5 separate regions of the Mus musculus genome follow, and regions 1, 2, 3 and 4 are each linked to region 5. A link is a loop called in an ENCODE intact Hi-C map of the cell type or tissue named here. Cell type or tissue: left cerebral cortex. All regions are shown on one strand. Links, peaks and the distances in the headings refer to the core of each region. The heading gives the core; the rest is flanking DNA. Region 1 overlaps Ankrd55 (ankyrin repeat domain 55). Region 2 overlaps Ankrd55 (ankyrin repeat domain 55). Region 3 holds the start of Gpbp1 (GC-rich promoter binding protein 1). Region 4 overlaps Ankrd55 (ankyrin repeat domain 55). Region 5 holds the start of Il6st (interleukin 6 signal transducer).

Region 1 (6,094 bases), core at 510-5,509, 140 kb after region 5:
TAAACCACACCACAGCGTTCCTATAACACAAATCCCATCTGATTTCTCTGGAGAAGCGGAGCCAAGCTGCCCTTAGCGAAACTTTTTTCCTGTGGTTTCTTATATAGGACTTTTGAAGATGCTGTAATGAATAAAATATGATCTGATTGTGAGCCAGTAAATTGTGTAAGGCTGTTGTTTCTCATAAGGCCTGGCAACACAGGCCAAGGGCTTGCCGATAAAATATGATCATTACAATAAACTCTGCAAGGCCCACAGTGGCAGCTCTCAGGAGGACAGCAGATTCATCGGGCAGGTTTTCCTCATGTGTGTCAGTTTGTTCCCGTATTTGTCACAGTCCCTCATCTGTGAAGTGAGGATACAAGTATGACTTTGTATGTGGTGTATTACATGGGTCAGAATTGAGAACGCTCTATGAATTTTGCTCAGAGCATGCTCGTAACAGTATCAACCTCCACATCACCATGATCTTCATCTTCATCACCACTATTATCTGCTGTTAATTTAAGTCAGACCTAAGCACTCGCTATGCCTGTCTGAGGTTATACCTATGTACAGCCTGGTGAGATGGCTCGATGGGTAAAGATGTTTCCTTCCAAGTCAGACGACCTAAAGTTGACCCCGAGAACTCACAGGAATGAAGGAGAGAACTTCTGAAAGTTATCCTCTGGCTCGCCATGTGCATTGTAGACACACACACACACACACACACACACACACACACACACACACACACACACACACACAAAATAAATAAATGAGTGCTTTTATTTTAAAAGTCATGTCCATTTAAGAAACTCGGCTCACATGCCTTAATGGAAGAGACGTGGCTTCTCCAGTGCAGTTGCAATGTTGGAAGATGCCTACAAAGCCAGACAAGGTCTCTTTCCTCAGAAAGCAATGCTAAGTGGATGCGAATGCTCAAACAGGTGGCTGCAGCCCAACTCTGTGACTTGGTTAGTTACTGCTTCAAACACCTAAAGCAGATGCAACTCTGCCATAAAACTTCTCAGTAAAATAACCACTAAGTATCTCATTTTTATCACTTTACACTCAGGAGGAAGCTTTTAGGATAAGCTGCTTCCCAGAGTGTCTGCAGGCAACTCAGCTACTTTATTTGCTGTCTATAGGTTGGTAAGGGTTTGACCCAATCCATTTTGAAGAAGACTAACACAAAACACTGCTTTCAAAATACTTAACGACAGCTTTTGGATTTCAATAGTTGAGCAGCATCGTAAAGCAGGATTTAACCATTCAGAATCAACTATCCCTTTACAAAAAGAAACTATCTTTAGCACATAGACGGAGGTTTATCGTTCTGGATTAAACTCATCAGAGGATGTTGGCTGGGTCATCAGGTATCCAGAGAAGAAAAAGCCTCAACTCTTTGCTTTCAAAGTTCTACCTATGTAGGATAGATCCTACAGTGTTTAGAGATACTGCGGTCTACGATGTCCATGGAGCTAGGTGGCACTGGTGCATACCTTTCATCCTAGCACGTGTGTGTGTGTGTGTGTGTGTGTGTGTGTATCAGGTTTATCTCTGAGTTGGAGGCCAGCCTGGTCTATAGAGTGAGTTCTAGGACAGCCCGAGCTACACAGAAAAAAAAAAGCTGTCTTCAAAAAAGCCAAAAACCAACCAACCAGCCAGCCAACCAACCAACCAACCAACCAACCAACCAACCAACCAACCAGCCAGCCAGCCAGCCAGCCAACCAACCAACCAACCAACCAACCAACCAACCAACCAACCAAACAGCCAGCCAGCCAGCCAGCCAGCCAGCCAGCCAGCCAGCCAGCCAGCCAGCCAGCCAACCAACCAACCAACCAACCAACCAACCAACCAACCAACCAGCCAACCAACCAACCAACCAAACAACCAACCAACCAACCAAACAACCAACCAACCAACCAACCAAGTCTATGGAAAAGGACATGCACTTGAACAGGGTTTCAACTAATTATTTCAATGGTTGAACCTAGCTGACTCAACTGATCTTGAATGTAATTTTGCTTAACTGACTTGAGGTGTAGATGACAGAGAGAACTTGTCATCGAAGTCTGAGTTCATCATTTCTGGCTCGGAATCACCAGAGGCAGAGCGATTGCCCTCCCAGGATTGTCTTTCCTGAGGTTCATTCTATTGAAGTGTGTGCAAATGACTAGCCCTTTTTAATGGAAGAAGAACAGATGTGACCGGTGACATTTGCCTGAGGTTTTGCAAGAATGAGCAAGGTATCTCTTTGCCCATCACCAGGTTAAGTGAGGGACATTCTGTGACCTTTGAGGATGCTAGCATTACAAGAGGAGAGGTGATCGGGTCCCTGAATCACCAGTAGAGGGGAACCAGCCACCACCTAGCAGCACTGACCTTTGGGCTGTGAAGTAAAACTTGAGTGTGAAGTGCTTGAAGTGCTCAAACTTTGGGTTTTATTTACTGCAATAACTATAATTACCACAACTTAAGTGGGCATTTATCTTTCAGAATACGTAGCTTTTAAAATTACTCAAGAGGCAGATAAAGTCACTTAAGTTCAGTAATCAGGGCAGAATAATTCTTGCAGGGAATGTTTTTAAACTTATTTTCTCAAGATCACTCCTGCAGAAACAGTATACTTCTATGACTAAACATTTGTACAAGCTGTCGAAATGAAGCCTTTTCCTCCCTTCCTTTCCTCTCTCTCTCCTTTCCCTTCCTTTTCCCTTTCCTTTTCTGAAAACAGACCATTTGCTTACCTATGATATTTACTGATAGTTAATGGTCTGGGCTTGCTCAAGGCTTTGAGTAAATTCTGTTATTTCTGGACGTGGTCCAAGATAACAAGCAGCGAGCCTCAGGGATAGACCTGGAATTTCCCAAGCCTTTTACTTTCTATAAAAATGACTGAAGAAATCCTGTTATTCCCCCGCCACACCCAGACACCCCGCCTAGAGGATGGTTTAACCCCTTCAGCTCCACAGAGCTTCAGGTCTTCATTCTGACCCTGGGTGCTTAAGAATGAGGCAAACAAACTATCCCCCAGTGCTGCTGGTCAGGGCCTGGGACTGGGAGATGCTGAACTACTACTAAAGGCATGTGGTACGCGACAGAGTATGAAGGAAGCGCCAAGCGGCATCATTGCCGTTTGTAGTAGAAAATGTCACCAGCTGCCATAGGAGCTTTCAAAATGATGGAGATTGAAGCAGGAGGGAAGTAAGGCTGGAGTTTAAGGTTACTCTAGAACATTTAGTGTGGTCCTATCTACAAACCATGAGTAAGTCTTCTTTTTATCAGCCACTGAAGGGTAGGCCCCATACCCTTCTCCTGCAAAGCCTTTTCCACCTGGCATGCTATGAATTGCTCACCTCACATCAGGCTCTGCAGTGGCAGCGTGCAGAGGTAGGCGGCCATTTTTATCTGGGATGTTGTGCTTGGCACCGTTTCTGAGCAGACTCACACAGCCTTCAAGCCAGCCCTGAAATAGCAATGGCATTGTTATATATCACAGCCACACAGAACACAGGCCAACATGCTTTCTATAGGTCTTTTTCATTTCGTTTTGCTTTCGTTGTTTTTGCCTTTGTTTCTTTCTTTCTTCCTTCCTTCCTTCCTTCCTTCCTTCCTTCCTTCCTCTCTCTCTCTCTCTCTCTCTCTCCTTCCCTCCCTCCCTCCCTCCCTCCCTTCCTTCCTCCCTCCCCCCCCCCCTCTCTTTCTTTCTCTCTCTTTCTCCCACTTCTTTGGTTTGGCTAGCAGCATGTTTAAGTTGAAACTATTAAGGACTACAGTTCCAACTCTGGCAGCTGAGCAGAGAAAGTCTGGGCTTCACGTTCCCAGTTTTCAGTATGATTGTTGCCCTTCCCTATGCAGACAGACGCAGGCGCTATTCTCCTGACTCTCCTTTCATGTCCAGAGCCACTCATTGGGATTCAACTGCCTCACGTGTACTGCTCTGGTTCTCACGGGCCAAGGACAGCATGGGACAGGCTGTGGTCACCTGCCCTGGCCTCCCAGCGTGTGGCTTAATCTCCAACTCATACATATCAACTGTCTGAGTTGGATAAAAACACCTGCTTCAACAAACTAGACTTCAATGCCACCTCTGTGTGTCCCAGAAACATTCCTGTGTCAAACGTGTAGGCTTTCATTCTTTATTATTTTATATCCCTTTTCTAATGAGTCAGCCTCATTGTGTTTACACATGTAACCCACACACTCTGCCAGTAGCTGAGACTCTAAGGCTAACATCCTGAGTTTCTGACATGAAGGTATAACTAGTGTTCTCCAAGGGATGGAAACCCATTGCAAGGTTTTATGGGCCTACCTATTTCCTGGGAAGCAGGGTGAATTCCCTGAATTCTAATTGTACCAACTGAAACTTATATTATCACCTTGCTGGCTAGCATTTCTGACTGGGCCGTTTTTTCTTGCTATCTTATGTTAAAGGACAGGAGTAACCTGAGGCTAGCCCTGCCCAGATTTATACTGCTTGCTTAGTTTACACTTCTTTAACTGATCCAACACTGTTAATAACCAAGTTTTATTCTCATTCCTAAACTGAAGGTCTCCTACATTTATCTACAACCCTTGTGCTTCTTGCCTGCTTATAAGCAGACAACTAAATAGCTGAACTTCTCATTGAGAGGAGTGATGTGACAACCTCTTATCCAAAAGCAGCATCTCTTTTCCTCTATTTGTATATAGTCAAGCCTAGAGATGCCCCTGTAGGATGAGATGACTGAAGATTCTCTTCCTTAGTATGACAATTGGAAGCACCCAATCCCCAGGGGTTAATAATCTTATTCAGGTAAGAAAATGAGAGCAGGAAGAGAACCTTGTGGTTTTGAAGAGTCTAGACAATACCTGTCAGACAAGAGCACATCATAGTTTCTGGACCAAAGCAGGCATGGATGTGCAGACCTAGAATCCCAGATTTGGGGAGGTTAACAACAAAAAGGGTCAGGAGTTAAGGGTCAGCCTTTGCTACAGAGTGACTTGGAGGCTACATGAGACCCTGTCACAAAAATCAAAGCTAAATAAATATCATGGGCTATAATATCACGTAAAGTCAGTTCTGTAGAATTGACCATCGATAGCTGTCTTAAGTAGAAGCAAATATTTGGAGACATTGTCAGGATTGATTCACAGTTTACTAATGTATTACATCTGTTTCTAGTTGCTAATATCCAAATCATCAAGTTCTCTGCTTTAAAAAAAAATGAATCAGGGCAATCCAACAGCAAGACACTTTGGGCAAACTTCAGAATTGCCCAAGCACTAGACTCATACAGTTTTTGAAAAAGCAGATCTTTTGGTGGAGTAAGCCTTGAAATATCTAAAACATTTTGCAATGTTTCTTGGAACTCAATGTGTATATGTGGTTTTCTTCAGTCTTTTTTTTTTCCAGAAAGGAAATTTAAAAACCAATGAAGATATTTGAAACACTTGCTACCATGCTGACGCAACAAATGAGTGTCTAATCTACCTTCTACCTGCTAGCTGGCTCCACCTTTTCCTTCAAAGGTGATAAGCTTAGGTTATTGTTTTTAACTACACCTCAAAAATGTGGATTGAGGCCAAAAAAGATTTGCCCAAGGTCCCGCTTCTACAAATTTATTTGTACCCTGAGTTGAGACTCAGTTTCTAAGTGTCTCTTTTGTCAAGTTTCTCTTAATGGTCAAATCTAGACATTGCTGGATTTCATGGCAGCTCCCAGAATGCACCTCTTTCCAGTGAGCCTTGGGGACTCACACAGAGGACAGGCACAGGGAAGCAGGCAGCCCACCCTGTGTATTGTTACCATTTCCCTCCCCAGCATTTTAGAATGGCAAGGGCTGCCTGCAAAGAGGCTACCTTTCTACATTCCAAGTTGCCCCTCATAATTGATGTTTAGTGGGACACTTCTTTCCAGTCCTTTCAAAATTTGAATTTTAGAGTTTAGAGTCTTTTAAAGACATATAACTTGTTTCTACCGTATTATAGAGTCCAATGGCAGTCAACTTTAGAAGCCATCCCACCCTTTTCCTTTGACTGTTCATTCAAAATGTTGCCTGTTTTTCTCAGACACAAAAGGTTTGTATAAAGAGCAGTTGCACATGTTACAAGGGAGGTGACCAAG
Region 2 (6,094 bases), core at 657-5,656, 150 kb after region 5:
TTCACTGTCACAACACTCCAGGATGGACGGATCCTCCCGAATGACGGAGGTCAGAGAGTTGACATCTCCATTCGATGCTGCCTGATACACCATTGCCAGGTCGACTTCTTCAGATGAGTCACCTGCATGAACCAGACACTCTGTTAATATGTAGAGTACGTTCACTCAAAGAATACCACAAGACCAGATTGTCACCCACACAAGTGAGTCACTAAACCTCCCTCCCCAGTGAATCCAGGCAGAGGCTGAGTCAGCTTAGTCACATACTCCTTTCTGGAAAAGACACTTCTGAAGAAAAGTGGGCCACTCTAGGTCATTTGCAACGCCACCACGTGTTGGCAAGGAGCCTTGGGATTAGGCACTCTTTGCATGTCATGACTCTTTGGGCATGCTGGTTTCCCAAAATTAGAGAGACCAGCAAGGGAAGAAGGCCAGTGTCTTGGCTTCAATCTATTCTTCAAGACCCAAAGCATGCTACAGTCTTCTCTTTTGCTTGTTTCCTGTTTAGAGTCAAGTTCTCGTGTAGCCCAGGTTAGCCTTGAGTATTCTATATAGCCGAGGCTGATCTTGGATTGCTGATTCTCTTACATCCACCCCTTGCATTTGCAGATGTGGGCTGCTATGCCTGATTCTATGCAATTGTTGGGCATTGAAGGCATGTGCTTTCTAGGTAAGCCCTCTACCAACTGAACTACATCCATGGACGCATGACCTGTCTTCTTAGTACCTCAGTTCATCCATCTTTGGGAAAAGCATTATGCTCCTCCCTCTCTCTCCTCCAGAGATGTTCTGCACCTTCATCTGTGATGACTGTATCTCCAGATGCCTTTATCCTGCATGGGAGGATACATGGGAGGGAGGCACTGAAGACTGGGAAGGGAGAAGATGGGGCTCTCCCTCCCTTGCTTGGCATCCAGCAGTAGCTGCCTCCTTCCCACCAGGAGCTTTCCCTATGCAGAACTAGCTCTCATGTGGCCCCCCTCATAACCTGCCCACCACTGTTGTCCTGCAATTGAAAGGAGAGCCATACCTTTTCATTGGTGCTCATCTACTGCATTTATATTGGCTTCTCATGCCTCATTTTGCATACCCCCCCCCCAATTAAAACCTGTTCAGTTTCAAACACCTGGGTTTGTAAAGATGCTATTTCTAGAAGAACTAAGGTTGTACGAAACTGCTTTGAATGAGGGAGCCAACTGTTTACTGTGCCTTTGTGAAGAATTGATCCAACAGGTCTTACTGCCAAGGATGACAACAGACTGTGGTCAGGTGACTGCAGGAATGCACAGAGATGGTTAAGAAGCGAGCTGTCTTGTGGGACACCTCAGGGGAGGCTGTGCCAAGCCCCTCTATTAGAGAGAGGATATCTCAACAGTTTTAAAGTTGTGTTTTTCTTCTCGGGTGGACACTAAGACCATTGGCCTTTTGGTTCTTTGAACTTTAGCTGCCACGAGTCCTAAAGTTTGGGTTTGGTTTCTCTGTCCCAGTATTTCTGAGAAACCATTAATGATTTTTACCCAGCTAGCCAGTCCAACGCAAGCTCGTAGCTGGGGATGGCTTATTTACAATAACATTGTTTTGTACAGCGAGTGACTGCTTTCTAACTCGTCCATGTTTTGAAGCAGGCTCCCCTACTCATTTGCATGGCAGGGTGCGGTTGGCTTGATGACTTTGGAGTCAGATACCTTGGGTATATGCCAGGCTTGTGCTAACCAGCTGCGTGGAATTGTGGGCCAGTCACCCTCACCGGGCTTAGTTTCCTTATCTGTAAAGTGGAGATCTTGACAACACTGACAAGTGCCTCCCTTAGAAACTACCTCCCTTGGGTGGAGTGACTCTGTGTTAAAATTAATCCTGTGTGCTTAACAGCAACCTGGCATTTAGTAAGCATTTTTTAGTACTTGCTACTTATTCTGCTCCACTTAAAAAAATGTTAGCTTATTTAGACAGTATTACATGTCTGGGGTATATATTTAAAATAGGGCTCTTGTTGATGAAGGCAACTAATGAAGCCATATATCACTTAGATTTTGTTACAGATCTTCACATAATTCAGGGCATTTTGTTAAGATGATTCCCAGGGTCTCTGGGTGTTGGAACTAAGGCCCCAACTTAAAAGAGGGACCTACTTTCTAGTAATACGTGCACATTCAAAGATGCTGGTAGTGACCCCTGGGAAGAAGCCTGATTGGGTCAGGAAGCTGCCGACGGTGACAGGTGGACTACGGAGCTGTTTGTTTCTTATTGATCTGAGGCAGGGCATCACTGTGTAGCCCTTGATGGCCTAGAACTCATGAGTTGTAGATCAGACTGGTCTCAAATTCATGAGTGATCTACCTGTGCCCCCCACCCCACCCGCCGTGCTAAGATCACAAGTGTATGCCATCACACCAGATTCAACTGTGGGGTTTTAGAAACTGCATGCTACTTGATAACATGTTCATGTTCAGTTCATGACTGATATACACAGTACTTTCATCACGATGTGGTGCTGTACTGCCTCCTAGAATTAGGATCCCAAAAATATTTTGCCAGAAGGATTTGAATATTACATTTATGTGCAATATATCTGAGCCTGTCAAGTACCCATGAGACTCATTGAAAGATGGCTGAATCTGTCTTTTCTGTTGCTCAACCTCCCCTCTTCCTGATGCTAGCTTTACCTTGAACACTCCGGGGTGGTCATCAGTACTCCACTTCCAGGCAAACTGCAGTTTCAGTGGACTATTCTATCCTGACCCAGATTCAGAATATGTGACCTGGAACAGAGCTATTAAGAATTTGCATTACTGTGGTCGAGGTGACATATTCAGGGCTGTGGACCGATTAGAGTCTATGAAAAGCAAATAGACTCCAGCTGGGATTGTGGCGAGCACTGCTCTCCTCCCTCCCCTCCCCACCTTCCTCTCACACACATTCTCTCTCTGTTCCACTGCCCATGAATTGGGAAGCTTGCAGTCAGCATCTGCCTGGTGAGAAGAATGAAGATGGAGCAGAGCAGAGCTGAGCCAGGGGAATGGAAGAGCTGGCAACTGCTGACACCACTTGAACCCCCAATCACAGCACCTTAGGCCAGCAATATCCCTGGAACATTTGCATATGCCAAGACATCCTTCTTATTCATTCCCTTATTTATTTTATGGCTTGTCGTTTTGTATTACCTTGCGGACATGCTTTAGTTTTCTTGTGAGTTTGCCAGAGAGTCCTAGGCAAGGACAATTTTAGCAGTGGCACATTGGCAAGGAGCATAAGGTATTAGACGGATATTGGCTCCACAGGAATTAGTGAACTAATTCACGAGGAGGAAACGCTAACTGATAACTGATTATTACCACGTCGAGGGAGTGATAGGGCCCGTCCATTCTGCACAGGTCAGGGTTACACTGAGATATTTACCCTGTGTGTTAAATGTGGCTGGAGGAGGCTGGGAAGAGTAAGAGGAGAGAGGCTACAATGAGGTGTCGTGAACTTCATTTGTGTATCCTGAGTGGTTTAAGAGAGCAGGATGGTTAGTTCTGGAGATAATTCCATGAGGTCACGAAGGTGGTCTAGTTAGTTGAGTTTGCATACACAACATTTAACCATTTTAACTTTACAGTTCTCTGGCCTTAAGGCATTCACAATATTGCACAACCACCACCACCCATCTCCAAGCCCTTTTCATCTTCCAGAACTCTGTACCCATTACATCATAACCCCTATTTTCCCTGCCCAGCCTCTAGAAAGCTCGACCGTACTTTCTGTGTCTGTGAATCTGAGTCTAGGTTTTTCATATGTGTGGAATGAACACTGTTTGTCTCTTTGTGACTAGATTATTTCACACAGCATAGTGTCGGCTCATTCATGGAGGATCATGTGTCCACTTTTCCTTTTGAATGTTGAGTGATCTTCTTTTCTACATACAAACCAATCATATTTATTTCTCTATTCATCTCTTGGTGTCCACTTGGTTTTGCTTTTTCTTTTCTTTCTTTTGGCTATTATGAGTAACGCCCCAGTGAACATGTGTGCACAAATTGCTTTGGTAGCCTGCTCTCAACTCTTTTGGCTATAACCTCAAAAGTAGGATTGCTGGTTAATGTGATTATATTGTTTTTATGCTCAGTTTTAACAATCAACTATACTGCTTGTGTTGATTTTTTTTTTGGTCAACTTGACCCAAACTAGAATCATTTGGAAAGTTGGAATCTCAGTTGAAAAAATGCCTCCATAAGATTTGTTTACAGGCATATCTACAGGGCATTTTCTTAATTTATGATTGATGTCGGATGTCCCAGCCCACGGTGGCTGGTGTCATCCCTGTGTGAGTGGTCTTATGTTGAATAAGAAAGCAGGCTGAGTAAGCCATGGGGAAGGTATAGTAAGAAGTGTTCCGCTATGGTCTTTCTTTCAGTTCTTGCCTCTAGATTCTTGCCCTGAGTTCTGTCAGTGATGGGTTATAACTTGAGAGTTGTAAAATAAAATAACCATTTCTTCATGTTGATTTTGGTCATGGTATTTTCTATCACAACAATAGAAACCCCTACTAAGAAACTGTTTTTTCAAGGCAGCTATACCATTTTATACCACATCTGTATATAGGTTCTAATTTCCCACATCCTCATCTTGCTTACATATTGTGTGTGAAAGGATGTTATCTTTCATAACAACCATCCCTTTGAGCCATTCAACCTTTGAATGGTTAAAGTGGCTGAGTATTTAGTCGTAGTTTTAAATTACAGTTCTCTAATGATTGCCAATGTTGAATATCTTTTGCATATGTCATTGGCTGTCCCTTTATTTTTGGAAGAATGATTATTAAGATTCTTTTTTCACTTTGTAATAAGGTCATTGTTTTGTGATCTTGGCCTTTAGGGACATATGGAGAACTTCGCTATTGATATTAATGCCTATAACAGATGTTGGATGCACAAACTGCTACTCCTCTATGGCTTTCCTGTTTGCAGTTAGTAGAGTCTCTCAGAAATTTGTCTATATTTCTCTTTTGTGGCTTGTGCTTTTGGCATCATGTCCAGGAAATCCCTGCCAAACCCATTGCTAGATGCTCTTTCTTTGGGCTCCTTTCTAAAAGTTTTATGGTTCTACACATTATGATTGGGTCTTTGATATGCTTGCTGTAAGGTGAGAATTTAAAATCTTTCCTGTTATTATCTACTGTCTTAAGCACTGTATTTTGAAGATCATTGTTGAGTGATCTTAGCGCTCTTCTTAATTTTATTTTATTTGTATTTATTTTTTTCAACATATGGTTTCTCTGTGTAGCACTGGCTGTTCTGGAACTTTTTTTTGTAGACCAGGCTGGCTTCAAACTCACAGAGATCCACCTGCATCTGCCTCCTGAGTGCTGGGACTGAAGGTGTGCACCACCACACATGGCTATCACCCTTCTTAAAAACTAGCTAGCCATAGATATATGGAATCATCTTTGGACTTTCAGTTCTACTCCATTAATCTGTATGACTACTACCTTCATGCCAGTACCACACTTTTTGGTTACTGTAACTTTATAATTTGTAAAACCAGGAAAGGTGAGGCCTCTCTCTAATTTTGTTTTTTTGTAAAACTGTCTGAAACGTCTGGGAGATCATTAGGATTCCAAATGACATTTTTGAATGAAATATCCCATGTCTATAAAAAAGTCATTGAGTTTTTGTCAGAGATTGTACTTCTCCGAGAACCAGTGACATCTAAATATGCCTTTGTAGTTCAGGAAACCCTGGATGTCTTCTCATTTGTTGGCATCTTCTTTAATTTACTTGAGCACCTCATTGTAGTTTTGGGTGTGCAAGTCCCTTGCCTTCTAGGTTAAGTTCATCTCTGTGTACTTTATTCTTCTTTTTCTATTGTGAATGGTCTTGGTTTCAAAGGGCCCTCGTGTAAACAGTGCTACAATGAAATTATCCTGGACTCCTACGCAGTCAGAAGTAACAGTGATGGAGTGACAGAGAAAGACATTGGAGTTACTAGAGCTTGACAGCCAGGTTCCAGGTCATGCCACAAGAACACAAACATCCTGTTAAAGATAGATAGTCTTGGCTAGAAGACCATCCAGGAAGTATGCTAAGAAGGAACTTAAAGTGAGAGATGAAGAAGG
Region 3 (6,094 bases), core at 584-5,583, 970 kb after region 5:
GAAGCGGAGTTAGAGTAGACTTAGAGATTGCTTTTTAAAGCGTAGATTATTTGCTCACTCCAGTGGGTAAAACGAGGGGCTCAGTGAAAGACCACCACACCCAGGAGCAAGGCTGTGGGCTTTTCCAAGTCCGGCACATTTCATTGTCTTTACAGTATCAAAATATTTAAGATTTTGATGTGCTTTGAAGTTAAGTTTGAAAGCTTGTTACAGAACTTAAGTAAGATCACAGGGTGGTTCTCCAGGTATACTGGGCAGTTAACAGTTGAAAAGGTTAAACCAGCCAGGTGGTGCTCAACTTTAATCCCAGCACTAGGGGAGGCAGAGGAAGATCTCTTGAGTTGGATGCCAGTTTGGTCTACAGGGTGAGTTCCAGGACAGCCAAGGTTACACGGAGAAACCCTGCCTCGAACCCCTCTCCCACCAAAGTCAAACCCTAAATCACTAGGGTTGTAAGAGAAGTTAGGATGTTTTCTGTTTCTTCTTTCAAATTTCTAGAAAATATCTGGGAAAGGAGTAAGACCATATTGAAGGTTACATGTTCTTACCTATTCACAGTTCATTGCTATTTTAACATTCTTTAAATCTGAGGCGGGGTCTCATTTGTAGCCCTGACTATCCTGGAATTTTGCTATGTCCTCGAGGTTAATCTGAACTCAGAGAATGCTGGGATTATAGATGTAAGGCACGACTCCAGGATATTTTAACTTTCTTGGAATAGTTTTCTCTAAAGCAGGTGCTGTTCATCTTATTTAATGCCTGACTCTTGGTGAAAGGTACCCTTTTTCTTCTCATGTCCCCATGCATTCCCTCCTCTTCCTGTTCTGCCTAGTTTGATATCAATTCTTAGAAATAGAAACCAGGTGGTGTGTCTTTGAAGGGATAAGGAGAACTCCAGGCCAGCTTGGGTTACATAGCTGAGATCCGAGCTAAATTCAAAAGCAACCCAAGTTCTTTTTCAATATACGTTAATTTTATGGATTCAGGTCTCGTGTAGTGGAAAGAGTTTGGATTAAGACTTAAAACAGAGCTGGGCGGGGTGGGGCATGGTTGTGACCCCAGAGTTTGTAAAGCAGAGGCAAAAGGATCGGGCGTTCAAGGTTCTCTACATAGCTCTTTAGAGAAAGCAACACGAATCCTTGCCTCTCCCGTCCCCACTCGACCCATATTCAAACCCACCTAAAACAAACGGAAGTTTAAACCGGGTAGGTTGAGTAGTCAAGGTCCAGGGAGTAACTGGATCATTTCTAAAATATGAAACCAGCTTATGTAAAAAGTGAGGAAAACACATCTTAGACATTGGCACGATTGAAAAAAGCATCCTTTAGTTTTAAGCCCTTTTTCCCTTTGTACCTAGGGGGCAAGATGGGTAAAGATTGAGGTACAAATTAAGGCGAGTTTACATTCGGCGAACTTATAGGGGTAACGCACTAAACTACAAACCCTATAATGCATATAAAAAGTTTCTGGGAAATGACGCTCCGGTGATTTTCCCTCTTTAGGACGCTTCTCCCTCATTTCTTCTACTTTTTTCCTTTTAGAATTAAATCTCCAACCTTTCCAGAGTGAACCTTTGGCTATATGTAGAGAAAGTGAATACCGTAACTTTTTTTTTTTAAATAATCGTTTGTGCTATGCGGATACCCAGGACAACGCTGATGAAATAATCCATCTCCTTTGGAGTTATTAGAAATAGGAATTACTAGCGCGATGCTCTCTGGCAGCCCTTCGCACTCCGGGGGAACGGTGGCTGCAGCCGAGCCTCGCGCGCCTCCCTAACCCGGCTTCCGCGTGTTAACGTCCCGCACGCTCCGCGTGGCGCGCGACTGCGGCGCCCAATCACTCAGGCAGGGCCGGCTCCGCCCACGGAGCGCTCAGGGCCCGCGCCGAGCGGCCTGCGAGCCACGGCGGGCTTCAGGCGGAGCCGAACGAACGGCGCCCGCCGCCGGCCGTTCCGGGTTGCGCGGCGCTGCCGGGCAGACTCAGAAGCGCCGCACGCCCTGCGAGCCCGCCTGCCCGTCCGGACCGCCTGCGCTCGTCCTCTCCACCCCACCGTTCCCGAGCTCGGGGAGGGCCCGCGGCTGCACAGAGGCGCTCCTCAGGGAACGGACGGGAATTCCCCCTTCCACCGAACGTTCCGGATTGTTCACCGTCCTCACGTCAGCAGCAGGGGGTAATCCCCGGCTCCAGCTGCTCCTGACGTCACCGCGCCGAGACTCCGCCTCCCCGCCCCGCCCCCCGCCCCGCCCCCGCCCTTCCCCCGCGCCAGGCCCAGCCTCCGGGTCCTCCTCAAAGCCCCGCCCCCGGTCTAGCCCCGCCCCTTCCTCTCCCCCAGGCGCCGACGTAGAGGGCGGAGCTTCCCTGACCTGGGGCGTGAGCTGCTACTTGGGCCAGAAGGTTCTGTGGTGGAGGCCCTCCTCCTCCGGCTCCGCCCAGTGGGTTCGTTTGCACCGCGGCTTCCGCACCCTTTCTTCCTCCTCTTTTCCCCTCGCCCCGCCTCCCTCCTCTTACTTCTCAACCTCTCCGCTGCGTCCCCCCTCCCTCGCCACCTTCCACGATCTCGCGAGACTTGGCCCAGAACATTGCGGATCGGGTCGGCGCCATTTTGGGACTGAGACTGGTTGTGGGGGAGGGAAAAGCGGCAAAAGGGGATTATTCAAAGTACCGAAAACCTCCTCCCGGGATCGAGCGCAGCGGCACCCCCAGGCCAGGGGCACCTCTGGTGGGGCAGAAGGTAACACAGTCCCCTGGGCCCCGGACGGGAGTCTCGGGGACCGGGGGAGGGGTTGCCCGTGTCGGCGTTGGGGCTTGAGGGGTCGGGAGCGGCGTTGGTGGCGCGAGGCGTGAGGGTGCGGGCGGCCGGGGGGCGGCGTGAGGCGTGAGGCGCGGGGCGCCCGCCCGTCCTCCCTCCCTCCCTCCCTCCCCCCGGCCGGCGTTGACTCAGCCCGGCGGAGCGGAGGCGGCGGCGGCGGCCGTGGGGCGAGGTGGGCGGCGGGCCTCGGCGGCCGTGGTGGGGGGGGGTGGTGCTCGGCGGCGAAGGCCGGGAACGGCCGGGGCGCCCGCGGCGTCGGGCTAAGACCCCAGGCCCCGGCACGCGCGCCTTCCTGGGCCACCACCAGCAAGGCGGCCCCGGGAACCGGGGAACCGGGGGACCGGGGACTGGAGTCGCGGCGTGCGGAGCCGTGGACTTCCGCCGTGTGCTCGGCGGCGCTTCGCCCTCCCCGCCGCGCCGGGCTCCGTGGCAGTTGCGGTGGTGGTGGTGGCTGCTCGCCCAAGGCGAGCGCTCCGAAGTCGCGTCGGCTCCCGAGTCCGACGGGACCTGTTTATTTTCCCGGGGAGAGCACGGTCCTTAACGGGGTGGACGGGTCGCGTCCCGCACCTCCCACCCCTGGAGTTTTGGCCGAAACCTGTTTGCTTAATTTCAAGGGAATGGGGCCGAGCACCTGGAGCCGAGCGCTGCTCTCCCGGGCTTGGGAGTCAGCCCCCGGGCGAACCGTAGCCACTCGCCCTGCCACGCTCGCCTTGCCACGCTCCCCTCCCGCCCGCCGGCCTGCCCGCCGGCCTTCCTACTAAGCCGTAGTGGGGACAATCCAGCTGCTCCGTCCTCCGAGATTGCGTTTTGGAAGGAGCGTCACGCTCCTTTCCGCCTCTCACTCTCGGAGTCGGGTTCCCCGACGCTCCGTGGCAGCACCACCTGTCCATTTGTTTTCCTTTGGCACATGGGAGAGAATCGGGGAAGAGCACTGCTGAGACCGTGGGCCACTTTCGTAGTTTGAATATTTGCTCAAAGTTTTTAAGTTGGGCGCTTGCAACCTCCAGGGTACTACCTGCACCCAGTTCCCAGTTCAAATCGGAACTCTTCAGTGATATCGTCGCCCACAGTTTTCTAACTCCCTTCATTCAGTAGACTTCATCGAGGGCTAGGAAAAGACTTTTTCCCCAGCTCTCTTTTTACGGCTGTGTGGGAAAAATTTTTTCCCCAGAGGTTAAATTTTTTTCCAAATGGGGGTTAATTTTGATTTGAAAATAAAAACTGACTTAAGTTTTTTGTTTTTGTTTTTTCCTAATACAACTTTTACAGGTGGTTGAATTTGGCGTATGAAGATCATCATCTAGGTTTTGTTTAAAAGGCCCCGGATATTTCAAGTGGCCATTTTGGAATTACAGTTTTGTTTTTGTTTTGGGCAATTTTGCTCCAGAAGTTCATTAAAATTGACAAGAATCATCTCTGAAGTGAATTGATAGTAGTGAACAAATTCAACGAGCTACTAAAAGTCCCAGCCATTTCTTCAGTATTTTGGGTCAAACGGATTATATAAGTGGTTAAAGCATTTCATCTGGTGTTATTTTTGTCTCTTTCCCCTCTCCTGTTTGTGTTCTTCAGCCAAAACTGTAAGATATGTTTGATTTGTGTACCAAGTAGTTTCAGCAGTTTCAAATTACTGTTTAAATATTGCTGAAGTTTTGTGGCAGTTCTTTTTACCTTTATTAAAAGTTTTAGTAATTTTTGACTTCAGCTTTTTTCATATTACAATGGGACAGCTTTTCTAAATGAAGACATTGAAAGAATACAGCGTTTTTTTCTTTTTATCTTTTATTTACTTGGGAATGTAAGATGTTCCATTTTCACACCAGCATGGTAGTATTGAGATAGCTATTTGTCTATACACGCTGATGTTTAGAAGTAATCTTCAGATGTGAAATTTTTCTTTTTGTTTCTGCTTTTTGGCACATAAATTGGCTATTTCTTCTGGAGTGGATAAGTACAACAGTGACAAATACATGGAACAGTAAAGAAGACCTTGCTCTTAAATCCAAGGAACCTGGCTAACTCTGGATCTGACCATATGAAAACTTCAAAGTAAATATGGGTAGCTGACTTCAAGTAACTCTATGTCAAATAGTCATAGGTTAAGTATCTTCAAAGAACTTGGATATTTCAGAGGATACAAAATAAAAAAACAAACTGGAAAACATAAAGCTTATAGAGAAGAAATCAACACCTTCTTGTGCAGTCCTTTTGGAATTTGTAAGTACTTGTGAGCAAATAGATGTTCCTCTGTAATCTGTAATAAGAGTCAGATTGATCCCGTGTTATATTTGGAAACCTTTCAGTTTCTTGAAAAAAATGTTTCTGATTACATTTCTGGATAGTCTGAAAATAGCCAGCCATTTAGCTATATAGCAAATTGAAATGGGGATGATTTTAAGGTTTACAAATGTTTCAGACATTAGTCTTATTAAAAGTTTTTGTATTTTTAAAGTTGAAAAAACATAAATGCATCTGGTCAGTAATCACTTTCTGCTTTATGATAGCATATATATATATATATATATACATATATATATATATATAGAGAGAGAGAGAGAGAGAGAAATCACTTTCTGCTTTATGATAGCATATATATATATATAGAGAGAGAGAGCGAGCGGGAGCGCATAGTGCAAACGTAGGAAAGTCTACACAGTTGATGTCTGGTTGGTTTTATATTGTAAATGTCATGGGTCTTGATTACTACTTTATTTTCTAAGTGTGAGTTTAGACTGTATTACTAAACACATAGTTTAGAGATCTAGTTTAGCGGTAGTGTAACACAGAATAATGCAAGTTTGGTTTTAAATTTGATATCTTAAGAAATAGCTTGTTTTAAGGTACAACAATTCTATATGTTTAACACATTACAGACAAGTTTTTGAAACATAGCCGGGCGTGGTGGCACACACCTTTAATCCCAGCACTCGGGAGGCAGAGGCAGGCAGATTTCTGAGTTCGAGGCCAGCCTGGTCTACAGAGTGAGTTCCAGGACAACCAGGGCTACACAGAGAAACCCTGTCTCGAAAAACCAAAAAAAAAAAAAAAAAAGTTTTTGAAACATCTTATTGAAGCAGTTTGTAGTCAACACGCTTCAGTTAAAGGTTACTGGGAATAAGCACAAGCACTGAGCAAGTCCACTTAATTTTTCTTTTTTAAAGAATTATTTAGTTTATGTATGTGAGTACACTGTAGCTATCCTCAGACACACCAGAAGAAGGCATTGGATCCCATTACAGATGGTTGTGAGCCACCATCTGGTTGCTGGGAATTGAACTCAGG
Region 4 (6,094 bases), core at 254-5,253, 160 kb after region 5:
GGAACCTTGGCATGAATGTTCCAAACCTGTCCCTGCATTAGTCAGCGTATAGATCTGTGTGCTTTCTTTCAGTATTGTTTTATTATAGGTGCCTCCAAGAAATGATTTTACTAAACCTAAATCAGGTTGAATTCTACTGTCTGGCCTTCACCAATGTCCTAGGCAGTCCTTGAGCTGACCCTGGGCTTGGAATTTTGTAAGAATGTCATTTATCCAGACGAAATGCCCCACTGCTGACATTTAGTAATCAGGCATCTCCGTTTGCCAGATAGGAGCTAGTATTCTCAGGGCTAGTTCAAAATAGTAAACTTAGAATTCTCATTACAGTTGGGCATGGCAGACTACATTGCATATTAGAAGAAAGTTGGTGAGTTCTTCTGACAAATGGACATTCCCTACAGATACTTAAAAGAGCAGCCAAGTTACTCCCATATGCAAGAATTTACCATGGCCTAGGAAAAAGGAGGGCTATGGTTTAAGGAAGAACTACAGTACTGCATTATTCATGAAAAAGGTCTGCTAGAGCAGAACCCCCTGGTGCAAGCTTTCACAAGGCTCAGAGGAATAACATAAACTGTGACAGGGTGTGAAATCCCCTCCTGGTCCCTGTCATTAGCTGACTCTAGGCAGGGTTACTCTTATCTCAACTGTAAACATTGCCTGGTGCCTTCCAGTCTTTTGAATGCCTTTCTCTGTTTTGTGTCAGAAAACTTCAAAGTAGCTTAACTGTTGTATCACCTAACTTCTTTGTTTTCTTTTGTAATATATAAGTCTGATGCTCACTTTGACACATTACATTCAGATACAACACTCCCTTGTGTCTGTATTTGTTTGTCACTCCCTGTCCACCTGAACCGGAACTCTGATTCTCCTGCAGATTGAGGGCCTCACGTTGAGGCCAGTCTGCAGCAAGAGAGGACATGAATGAATAGGAAGAACCATGGGAGGAAATATTAGTTGTATATTCTAAAACATTTCATGTGTCTCTACGCATGGAATACAGAAAGAACCAGAAGAGCAGGCTAAAAAAATGGAATGTCTTGGTCATGTTCTGTGCCTCCTGTAGTTTTCAGACTCTATAAGGCATGGACATTGCTTATGGTCATCGAAGTTAGCCAAGATTTTCTTCTCATAAATGTTGAGAGAGATGCGGCTTAGTAACTTTACACTAGTATTTCATTACCCAAAAAGGAGATAGAGCTTTGTACAGTCATCACTGTTCTGGCTTAGATATAATGTGTTCCCCTAAAAGGCTCATGTGCTGGGGACTGGCATCCAGTAAGGTGTTGCTTGAGAGCTTCATTCGGAGGTAGGGTCTAGCTAGGGACATCGTGCTGGGGTGGGGGTGGGTCCTTGGGGGTCTTTTGTTCCCAGCCCCTCCTGGATTCTTTATGATGCTTCCTTACTGCTGGGATGTGAATCACTCTGCCATGCCTTGCCTACAGGATGGACCAAACCCTCTGTTACATGAGCCAAAGGAAATCTTCCCACCTTGAAGTTGCTCTGTTGACCCCTTGGTCATAGCTGTACAAATACTTCAATAATACAAGTAAAGAAACAGTCCAAAGTTGACACTTGGAAATTCTAAAAACTGCTGTGGGAAAATTAACACAAAGAGAACATTTCATAAGTTATAAACAGACTGAAAAGGTTGGCAACTGGTAAAGCCATCTTATAGATTGATTGCTCCTGAGGCCACCGCTGAAATCTGGGGTTTATTCAAAGGGAACTTTGGGTTTACTCAGCAAGTGACACTTGGCAATATAGTTATTGTAAAAAGACAAAAGAAGGTGAACATTTTAATGATGAAGGAAAAACAAAACCTGTACTGAAGTGGTACCTTTTGGTGTTGTCTATGAACCGTGTCCAGTCTGCAGTGAGAGGAACAGAACGGATGCTGTGTGCTTAGAAACTGTGCAGCACCTCCTCACAGTAACTTCTGAGTGTGGACTCTAGTAAAATCTGAGCTCATCGAAAATTGGATCTTTAACAACCCCACAAATCAACCAACCAACCAACCAACCAACCAACCAACCAAAAAACCAACCCTGGATAACTATTTTAGATGATTAATTTTACTTAAAAAACACAAGGATCGGTAGCTAATTTTGACATCTCTTTGCTTATTCTGATTAGCCAAAATCTAATTTGCTTCCAGTTGTATTAGAGACTGTCTATTGAATCCTCGGGACATTAGGGCTTCAGATGTACAGCTGGCTACTACCAATGTTTGGGGTGCCTGAGCTCCTCAGATTTTGTGTCTTCTTGGGTTCCAGTTTTAGAGCTGTGGTGTTCTTTGGAAAGTCACTGATTGCATTAAAAAGTCACTGAGCCCATTTTGTTGCAACTGCTTTGAGGCCAGATCAACACCTGCACTGCTTAAGCCATGGCCCTTTCGTGGAGTGGCCGTGTCAGTGTAAAGGGCATTTTAGCCTTTAGAATCGAAACCAGAGGATTTGAGAGAGTTCCCTTGGTATATTCTATTATGAGCATCCTTGGGTAATAGAACTCACCCATGACATTAGAGTTAATTATAAGCATTTATAGAGAGATCTGTAGATCTTAGATTATTCTTTTAACTAGAACATATTGCCCCTGGAGAATTTAAATATACTAAGCCATCCATAGACTCTGCATCTCCTGGCCACAAAGGGTGTAGAGTCTCTGTCTTTTAAAAGAACATAATCCAGAAGGAAGACAGATGTTGAAGTGGTGATTGAGACATCCTTGGGCTATTATGACTGGACAGTAAAATCACTTAAAGAGATACTTTCCAGGGCCTTCTTCTAATTTAGATTCCTCTCTATTTCCACACAGTTATCTTAGGTATTGTGGGACAGCAGAGAAATTATGTCTTGGGGCAACCTAGAAAGCTCTAACTATTTGTAAGGAGATAAGAAGACCTTTGCACCTTTCAGGAGGAACCAGCCTTCACAGCACCATAATGGCTCCAAGGTACAACATTGCCACCCGCTGGTGGTGAGGAGTCTTTATGGTCTCTGGGTTCTGAGCCAGGGGAATGCCAATCTTTAAAAACATAATTTAGAGCCAGTTTGGAGCTTTCTAAATACACAGGAGCAAGCAAAGATGCCTCTCTAGAAAGTACTTTTTTCTTTTCTTTTTTAAAAAATGGGTATTTATTTGTTGATTAATTCAATGAATACTTAATTTTAAATAGAGAGGCTTGCTAGTTATGTAACCCTGGCTGGCCTGAGACTCACTATGAAAACAGGCCTCAAATGTATAGCAGTCCTTCTGCCTCTTTTCTGAGTGCCTGGATTGCAGGCATACTTCATCATGCCTAAGGTTTCGATGGTTTTGTTTCTGTTTCACACAAGATCTTGGTAAATAGTCCAGGCTTTCCAGGAAGTCACTGGCTTTGCACTATTAGTGAGCCTCCTGCCTCAGTCTCCCTTGTGCTGAGACTACATGCACTCAAGGAGCATTCACAGAATGCCCTGTCAGTGATTCTTTAAAAGATGTGGGCTTTGTTGTTGTTGTTTCTTGCTTGCTTTAACGTATAGAAACCTTTAAAATGGGGTAACTGAATTTACTGATCAATTTAGGGTGTATCTTCAAATGCAAATGGGTTTTCTTATCCACTCAATTCTTATTGAACTCTTGATGTTAATATATTGCATTAGTCCTTCATTAATTAGGGGAGTGTAAATTTTACATGAATTTTTAAAAAGGATTGTGTTAGCCTGCCTAGCTCTGAAAACTAAATATAAATAAACATTATGTCATCTCCCCTTTCATTATTCTGGACAATGATCTGACTATCTTTACCTTATTCATTTTCTCAAAGTATCAGGTGATAGAGTCAGGCTTCTACCATCCTGTGGGAACTCTGGAAAGATAAGAAGTATATAAAGAAGTAGATTTGGTTCAATTAAAAAGGAGCAGACTGTGGTAAACATACAGCTGCTTTCAAATACTGGTAACAAGTTAATAATTGTTTCCTGCAGGCCCAGACTGAATTCTGGTGAGCACAAACCAGAGAAGAGATTTTCAGAGAACCAGAGACAGGGATGGAGCTACATTGTGAACTAGTGCTTCCTAGCCAGTACCTCAGTAGGTTCTGACTGAACATATCTTGGTGATACCTTTGGAGGAGACATTGGTGTTGAGTAGACTGCTGACCTCTATGTTTCCTTTTCTGATTGGTACTCAACATGTCTACCTAACATCTGTGGGGAGCCAAATATTGAGTCACCTATCATCATATGATAAACAGAATTGTATCTCTTAGATAATTTAAAACCAAATCAAATTGACAATGATGATCTGCCATCAAAGCTGCCCACAAAGAATTGAAATACAGCAGCTTTTAATCTTTGAGATAATTGTTACATTACTTGTCTTAGGCTACTTACTTGCTTCATAAAAGCAATGAATAGAACCTAACCTGGTATATAATTGTTCCCCATAGGACCTCTTTTGAAGGTCCTATGCATCAATGCACAGTTGTTTGGGATAAATGACTTGTTTTTTTTATTGAAGAAAAATAATTCTAAACTTCAGAGACTATGAGTAAGAGCAGTGTTTAATATATTGGTCAGGTGTTTGCTGATTTTACTAGCATATTGTCTCCAAATTGGCAAACTGAAGAAGGGTAGTATAGTGAAAATTTTGGGTTTTGGTTTCTTTAAAAAGAACCATAGAAATATTATAAGGACAGTTTTTGTCTTCATCAGATGTGGCAATGTGGGTCTGCCTCTCGGCAGCTGACTGTGCTTGCCTCTTGCCCTCCAGCAGAGGCGTGGTTTTGTCAGCAGCAGATAGTTTCTGTGATTGTGTGATATTTGGAATTCTGGGAACTTTTCAGAGAGAATCTAAGTGCTAGGGCCCTGATAAAGGAGTGTGTGTGTGTGTGGGATTGTTGGTTGGTGGTCATTCAGGGGAGTAGCAGTTTGTTAGTACTCACACTCAAAGAAGAAACTAAAAGAAAGAAATTAGGTTTAGGGCTCTCTCCCCCCTCTATCCTTTCTCTTATATCTAGTGATAGGAGGTGAAACTGGGGGGATAAAGTGTGGGAAAAAAAGAAGAATCCACAAAGTAGCAAAGACCAGCTACAAGCAGCACATCAACATGGGGCTTGAAGTTAAAGAATAAAGTAGAGGATTTGATTTCAAATGCCATGAATGAAATGACAGGGAACAAAGGAATCAATATATTTTTTTCAAGAGGCAAGCAAAAAGTTTATTGGAGCTGCAACCAGACATCCTCCACATTGCTCCCAGAGGAAATTTTTCTGTTATTTTTTTCTTTTTTCTTCATATATTTTGTTTAAAAAAAAGTTTGAAAGATTGGATGAGTGGGTGGAAATATTGCAGGTGGAAATGGAGGGGCATGAGAAACAAAAGATGGCTGAAATGGGAAACAGAAGGGGGTGCTCTTGGGGGCTGTCTATGCAACTGGAAAGGTTGCCGGTGGAGGTGGAAGTACCTGGGGATCGAGGCTCACAGGAGAAGAGAAAACAAAAAAGGCTCAGTCCTGGCAAGAAAGGCAAGAGAGTGGAGGTTTCCTGTAGAAGGAAAGGGTGAAAGAAATGGTGCTGGAGTTGGTCAGGTCAGAGAGAAGCTGAAAAAGTGGGAGGATGTGCTGATGATGCAGCCCATTTTGAGAGAAAGCGTTAATCTAGAAGCAACGGAGTCACTAGAGTGAGAGGAACCTGGGGTTACAAGATCATCACCATCAACTTTCTCATATGCTTGCTAAAGGTGTAATGAGGCTATGATGAGATAGGATGACATCCTATAGAAATGATAGCTCTAAGGCATTTAAAGAGGCCATGATTTCATATGGGATGCATTCACCTTCTGTGAGACAAATTCTAAATAACTGGGCTACTCAAAATAGACTCATTTCTCAAGCTTGGAAGGTATTTGTAACAGCTGTACTAGAGACTGGTCCACAGTTTTAATGGTTAACATGGTGGGGGTGGGAAAGCTGTGAATATTGAACATTGAAATAGAGTGAGGTGGGTGAATATAGAAAAAGATTAGATGTTGGGTGAAGGGGAGTACTCTGATGTAAAAGCACAGGTTCAACTTGATGATGTTACTATAGAAGAATGTTTCTTAGTGGCTTT
Region 5 (6,094 bases), core at 323-5,322:
ACCTTCTTGATGGGAGTGTGTGCCTGTACCCGGGCTATAGTTTGCTTCTACGGTGCCAGTGCCCTGCTGACTCTGCCTTGTTCCACTGTTTATAACCCAAACGGACATCTCTTCTGTGGGATTTCCCCCACATTCACAGACATCTGTGTTCCCAGGGCCCTTTCAGAGTTCCCTAAGAGGATTCACCGTGTAGCACTGGAGTTACACAACTTCACATGCTGAGACTCTTGAGGCACTTAGGGAACAACTAAAAGAACGTTTAGTTTGCACATGTATGTCCGTATGTAAGTGCTACTGACAGAGAATGTGCGTGTATGCAGCCTGAAGGTGCACCCAGGGCCTGGCACATGCTAGGCATGCACTCGACTACTGGCTACATTCCCAGCGTAAACATGAGCTTTAAAACACCTAATATAGTCACTTTACTCTGCCATTCATATATTCGGTATGAAAAAGAACGTATTACAGTTAAGGGCTCAGACAGAGCTCAGGAAATCTATGTATAAATATAGAATCTGATAATAACGTGTTCGCCTTTGTATAAAAGGGGCGAGTAAGACCTACTATTTAATAAGGCTTTGAAGGGCACATGAACATAAGCCAAATGTTCTGTGACTGACATACCAAGTTGCCTAAGCAGTAGATAGTAAACTGAATATATTGTGGTAACGGCACATGGTAGTCCTTTACTTTGTCCCATGGTCCCGTTCTAGCCGCAGTTCTACATCCGGATTTCGATCTCTCTAGTTTCCTCTTTACCCAAACCTTAACCAGGTTCCCAGGCTGACCTCTGGGAACCCCACTGAATATTTCAATTCCAATCCCTAAACACCCACAGTACTTTCTGTATCACTCATTATTTCATTGAAACTACTCCCGTATCCGAGTAGTTTTTCACACAGTTTGTTTACCCGATTTTGTAAACTGAAAAACCTAGGTGCTATCTCAGGCATCTTTTATAAATTCCAGAGCAGGCTGAATGCTTACTAAAATCATCTCACCAGAAACCTCACCTGTGATCAATCCACGTTTGCAATCAAAGATGAGGAGAAAGCTTTAAGAACTTCCTGCTTCCTTAGCAGACAAGTTGCAAATGTACCAGGGCCAGGTGAAGCAAATGTGTGGCAAAATGACACCTGAGATCACTTCCAGGGAAAACCCCTTCCTGCTCCCACTGCAGGGTTGTGGACAACACTCAACTCCCCAGACCAAACTGTAGGAATGCGATAAGAGATCCATCAACACAACAGTTTGTAGGCACAGGCTTTGGAGCCATGTTTTTTGAGCCTGTTCCCTTTTCTAGAAGGTAGATATTGTAACACCCACTTCATAGGTATATAATAATCAGTATTCATTCTAGCACTGAACTGAAATGCCACATTCTCTTAGGAAAAACTATTTCAAAATGAAAACACAAAGTCATAAATAAAACAGAACAAAATGCCCAGTTACATAAGAATGTTGCTTTAAATGAGCGGGTAACAGTATTTGTAATATTCTAAATCACTAATGCCAACAATACAAATTTCTACTATAAAGTTTATCCTTAGCTGACCTTTCCCCCACTGTAATTTTTTCTCTCTCTTTCTCTTGTGAGTAGAAGCAAATGAACACACACACACCCCACCCCCAGAAACCTGTGGAAAACAGAATTTAACCGACTAGCAGATTAGTCCTACAAATGTAGCATTCCAGATCAGAGCTCAAAAATAATTCCCAATGATAAATATAAACACAAACTTGGAAAATTAAGACGATGACGATCATCCCCTGATAATGTGTCAGTAATTTCAAATTAAGAGTCGTTCCAACTGGAAGCTGGCAGTCAGTCAGTCACACACGGTCTAAAAGAGTTTGTTTACAACACTGACCAGACCAAAGATTTTTCAGAAGATTCGCGCTGACATTCCAGCACTCACTGACTACTTTTAAGCAGTACAGCTGCTGTAATGTCCAATAACTATACAAATTAAGCCAAAACGAGTTTCTTCTTAATGGAAAAATGACAAGAACAGAAGTGGACCAAGCCCTTTATATTATGTTTGCTTTGAGTTTCTGAATTTTGGTTGTTCATCCAAAAGAGAGCCCCCTGCCAGCTGGAGAAGGGGACACGTTTACGCTTAGGGGAGGAGGTGAAAATCTAAAGACCGATGATGGGCTTGCTCTCGGGATGTAAAGGCACGCGGGATTTATTAGGAAGGGTACGGACCGAAGGGAAAGTTAATATTTATAAACACTGGACTTTCATTAACGCCTAAATGTTAAGATGTCTGGGTGAAAAGTTCGCTCTGGATTAAGAAACATCAAGAGCAGGGAACGGTAGCATTTCACGGGACACAGAAGACCACACTTTCTAGGGCCATGTCCAGAGTAGGATCAGGGAGCACGGCACGGGAACTGGAAGAACGCAGGACGCGGTCACCCAGGACGCGCGATCCCGAGAGGACTTTGGGGCGGGGGCTTCGGAACTGTGCGTCAGGAACGCGGCTGGAGAAGGCGGGTGACAACATCAGGGAAGTCGGAGCCCGGAGCGGGGAGGGAAGGAATGCGGGGATTCCCAGGCCAGCCCGACCAGCTCCGGGCGTGCGCTCGGCGCCGGTCCAGCCCGGCCCCGCTGGGCCTCGGGTGCCAGGTGGCGGCCGCTCCAGGCAACCCGCACCCTCCCGCGCCGGGGCCCTGTTCTTCTCACCTTCCGGACGCGAGCCTCGCCGCTCCTGAGCGTCCCTCAGCCCCGCGGATCCCGGCCCACACCACCGGTCCCTCAGCGGAGCCGCAGCCCGGATGGCTCGAAGCTCTGGCCTCCCGACCGCACACGCCACCCTCCGTCCGCCGCTGACCCGGGCTCTCCTAGCTCCGCCCCCCACGGCCCCGCCCCCCGGAGCCAGAGACCGCGAGCTCATTGGCTCTGGTCAGTCTCGGAGCGCGCGGCCATTGGCTCCGGGTCGCCGGAGACGAAGGGGCGGGACTGCAGGCCTCTGCGATTCCCGTAACGCGGCTCCCGGCGTCCGGGATTCCGGAGGCTGAGCCTGGTCGCCTTTCCTAGACTAGATCGAAGGCTTCCCCGCCGCACTTGGGTGGGTGGCCGGAACGGAAAGTTCCATTTTCTCTAGGGTAATGGGTCGCGGACAGCAACCCAGGTGCCTCCCGCGACCCCTCTCCCCGGACCTCGGCTGTCTCCCTGGGCTGTCTTCCCCAGAGGGCCTGCGAGCCTCCGGCGACTGCTAGGAGGCCCTTGGGACTCTGGAGGCAAGGGAACTCCCTGGGGACAGGGCAGGACTTAGTGGCCCTGACTGTACTCGCCCATAGTGACCGCTTCGGACCCAGGCTTAAGTAAACGAACCTTGCTACTGTGCAATTTTTGTTGTTGTTAGTAAATGAGTTTGGGTGTCATTGATTGATCCGTGAACTGGTGACCTGCCAAGAAACTGTTATCTTTTTGCGGTTTGAGTCGCCTGATGTGTGATTAGAAATACCAAGGAAAAACCTATTTCATTGTAATCCACCACCCTTCCCTTGATTGGAAAACGACCTTAAGGCTGCAATGTGCGTGAGTGCACGTGTGTGATGTGTGTATGTGTGTAGTGTGTATACAAGCAAGTTGAGAAACTTAAAAGATAAGGGATGTGTAACTGTAAAGAAACACTCCAATTTGCATTGGTTATCTTTTACTGAGCACGGAGCCCGCCCTTGGAGTGCAATTGATATAATATATAATCAGTGTAACTCCACTGATGGAAATTGATTTTCTCATTCCCAACATCTACCTTTTGTTTTGCTCTAAAGGAGACAAATGACAGGAAGCTGGACGGATGGAGGGGTGTGTGGGAGAAGTTGAGGGAACAGCAAAAAAAAAAAAAAAATCTGGTAAAAATATACTGTATACAATTCCCAATAAAAAACTTTTAAAAGTGAAGAAATGACTCAAAAAAAAAAAAAAAGAGAGAAGGCTAGAGACTTTTGGAAGAAAGGCTAACATAATGATTTGCAGAGCAAACAAATACCCATTAATTAGTCATTGTAAAGTTCTTTGTTATATTGACAATTCAGATGAGATCAAATGGATCAAACTGCAGTCTTGCTCTCTGCCCCTCCCTCCCCCTTTTCTTGCCTCTGTTGCATCTCTATACCCCCAGCTCTGAATTATGACCCCTTAGCTGTTGGTCAGCTAGTTTGAAAAAACACTGCCAAGGGCCTGGCTAAAAGAGTCTCAAACACACTAGTGGTTGATGTGCTGAAGCTAAAGATGTGTTTGTCTCTTGCTCAGGGTGTGACAAGATCGAATGGAGGGAAAAGACTTGTAAGGGCCTTTGTTCAATTGAAGACCTTACAAAGGTGCTTAGTAGGTCTGCTGAACGACTATTTAAATGCAAATCCTACGGTTGTTACTTCCCATTGCTGTGACCTTGGAAAAGTCTTGAGTTTCTTCATCTGCAAAATGAGGAGGACGGTTCTGACCTGCTAAGTTGCAAGAATGAACTTATTTAAAACAGCGAGAGGGTTTGACGCACTGTTCAGTAAATATCAGGTGTCCTCGAATGACTCCTCTGCCATCGCACCTCAGTAGACCTTTCTGCATTACAGCATTTATTTAAAAGTTTGTTTATCTGAGGTGGTTGTGGATAGAAGGAGGTGAATGTTTTATAATGGATTCACCTGCCTTGGACCATGGGTGGGGAATCCGAAGGCCTATACTGCCTCTCTCGCATACATGACTTATCACTTTGTCTGTATTGGCTCAGCTCAAGCCTTGCCACACAGCAACTCACACTTTGTGAGAGTGATTAAAATCCTGAGCAAAGGGACTGGAGAGATGGCTCAGCAGTTAAAACGCCTGATGCTCTTGCGGAGGACCCAGGTTCAATTCCCACCACCCATCTCAGGTGGCTCACAGCCAATGTAAGTTCAGTTCCAGGGAATCCAACAATCCTCTTCTGATCTCCAGGGACCCCTGCACATACATGGTGCACATAAACTCACAAAGGCACACACAAACATGAAAAGAAAAAGAAAACCAACAACTTTGACAAACAATCCTAAACAGAAAAGATAAATCAATGCTTGATGAAGAATTTTCAGAACTGCAAGACACTAAGAAGGACGCACCCACTCTGTGGAAGTTGCTTGATTTTCCAGACCCCTCTATAGAATATTGGTCCGGAAATAACCCCTTTCTAGTTAAGAGTTAATCACTAGAAATCCCCATTGAACATTGCAATGTATGGGTTTTTGTTTTGTTTTGTTTTGTTTCCCGTTGTAACATCTTGTTGGTTCTAAATATGGTTGATAATAAGTACCAGTTGGTGGAAGAGCGTATAGGGAGAAGACTGGGTAGAGGAGTGTCATATGCCCCACCTTCCTTCTGTGAGTAGGACAGGTGAGCAAAACTAATGACACATGCTCTAGGATGAAGGTGACAAATGTGGAAGACAAACTTTACCTGCTTTGGTCTACCTAAATCTGGCCCTGACCGGGATAGCTGCATAATTCCTTGTCTGTGCCCTGGAATGTTTCTGAAACTCTGTGTCAGTCTTGTAGTTGGTCACCCGCCCTAATGTCATCTAATGAGTGCAGCCTCCTAGTTGATGATTCATTGACTGCTCTGAGCTCACCATTTCTCATCCCTTTCCAAAGATCATCAGCTTCATTGTATATGCAAGCGGTCCACAGGTAAAGCCACGCCTCCAGCCCAGTCAGCTAAAGAAACGATGCCATCTCTCCTAAACCTGGGGCTGTGTTTCCTTCTCAGTACCTTTAGCCACCTACAGCTGTAAGCCTTTGTGCTCACTCCCACGGAATCTGCAGTCAAGGTGACGTTGAGACTTTGTTCTCAGAGCTGATCAGTTGTTTCCTACCTGTTCTCATCTTCCTAAGCAATGAGAAACTTATAATCAGCCATTTTAGCAATACTCTCACCAGGGTCTTCAGTTCCCTTGATCTTTGGCCGTATTTGCCTTATCAGCCTAGTTCCTAACAATGTTCTCTTCCCTTGGACGGTACCTAGTGCTTATTCTTAGTGTTGGAATCTATGTCATTATTCTTGGGAAGGGTCAGGAGTACCACTTGTGAGCATCCTTGACTTTTCTTTCCCATGTAG

The links. Peaks named below come from ENCODE experiments on the same cell type or tissue, not always from the same donor. Only the 100,000 strongest peaks of a DNase experiment are listed, where the experiment ranks them.
Region 1: a loop joins it to region 5, with 1.9 times the contacts of the local background. A loop is called at or near these places in 6 of 42 quality-filtered maps.
Region 2: it touches region 5 in a loop (2.3-fold over the local background); 6 of 42 quality-filtered maps call a loop at or near these places.
Region 3: a loop joins it to region 5, with 2.2 times the contacts of the local background. A loop is called at or near these places in 2 of 42 quality-filtered maps.
Region 4: a loop joins it to region 5, with 2.5 times the contacts of the local background. A loop is called at or near these places in 5 of 42 quality-filtered maps.

Annotation. Positions count from the first base shown.
Region 1 is chr13:112,324,489-112,330,582 of GRCm38, reverse strand. Ankrd55 (ankyrin repeat domain 55) reads right to left here. Exons shown (of 11, transcript NM_029898.3): 4 at 3,345-3,454. Among named protein-coding and RNA genes, the nearest start is that of Gm41065, 28 kb to the left of the region's middle. In left cerebral cortex, for the core only: no CTCF peak of the experiment used is centred there; a DNase peak (open chromatin) is centred at 3,389.
Region 2 is chr13:112,312,453-112,318,546 of GRCm38, reverse strand. It overlaps Ankrd55 (ankyrin repeat domain 55), which reads right to left. Exons shown (of 11, transcript NM_029898.3): 2 at 1-122. Among named protein-coding and RNA genes, the nearest start is that of Ankrd55, 27 kb to the right of the region's middle. In left cerebral cortex, for the core only: no CTCF peak of the experiment used is centred there; DNase peaks (open chromatin) are centred at 821 and 2,879.
Region 3 is chr13:111,486,358-111,492,451 of GRCm38, reverse strand. Gpbp1 (GC-rich promoter binding protein 1) reads left to right here and starts at 2,325. Exons shown (of 13, transcript NM_028487.5): 1 at 2,325-2,734; 2 at 4,082-5,029. In left cerebral cortex, for the core only: no CTCF peak of the experiment used is centred there; DNase peaks (open chromatin) are centred at 1,871, 2,432, 3,276 and 3,652; H3K4me3 peaks cover 2,720 bases; H3K27ac peaks cover 1,787 bases.
Region 4 is chr13:112,305,702-112,311,795 of GRCm38, reverse strand. The region is part of intron 1 of Ankrd55 (ankyrin repeat domain 55); the gene reads right to left. Among named protein-coding and RNA genes, the nearest start is that of Ankrd55, 20 kb to the right of the region's middle. In left cerebral cortex, for the core only: a CTCF peak has its summit at 2,974 (motif pointing left); a DNase peak (open chromatin) is centred at 2,964.
Region 5 is chr13:112,460,846-112,466,939 of GRCm38, reverse strand. Il6st (interleukin 6 signal transducer) reads right to left here and starts at 2,870. Exons shown (of 17, transcript NM_010560.3): 1 at 2,690-2,870. In left cerebral cortex, for the core only: no CTCF peak of the experiment used is centred there; DNase peaks (open chromatin) are centred at 1,734 and 2,929; H3K4me3 peaks cover 2,621 bases; H3K27ac peaks cover 1,509 bases.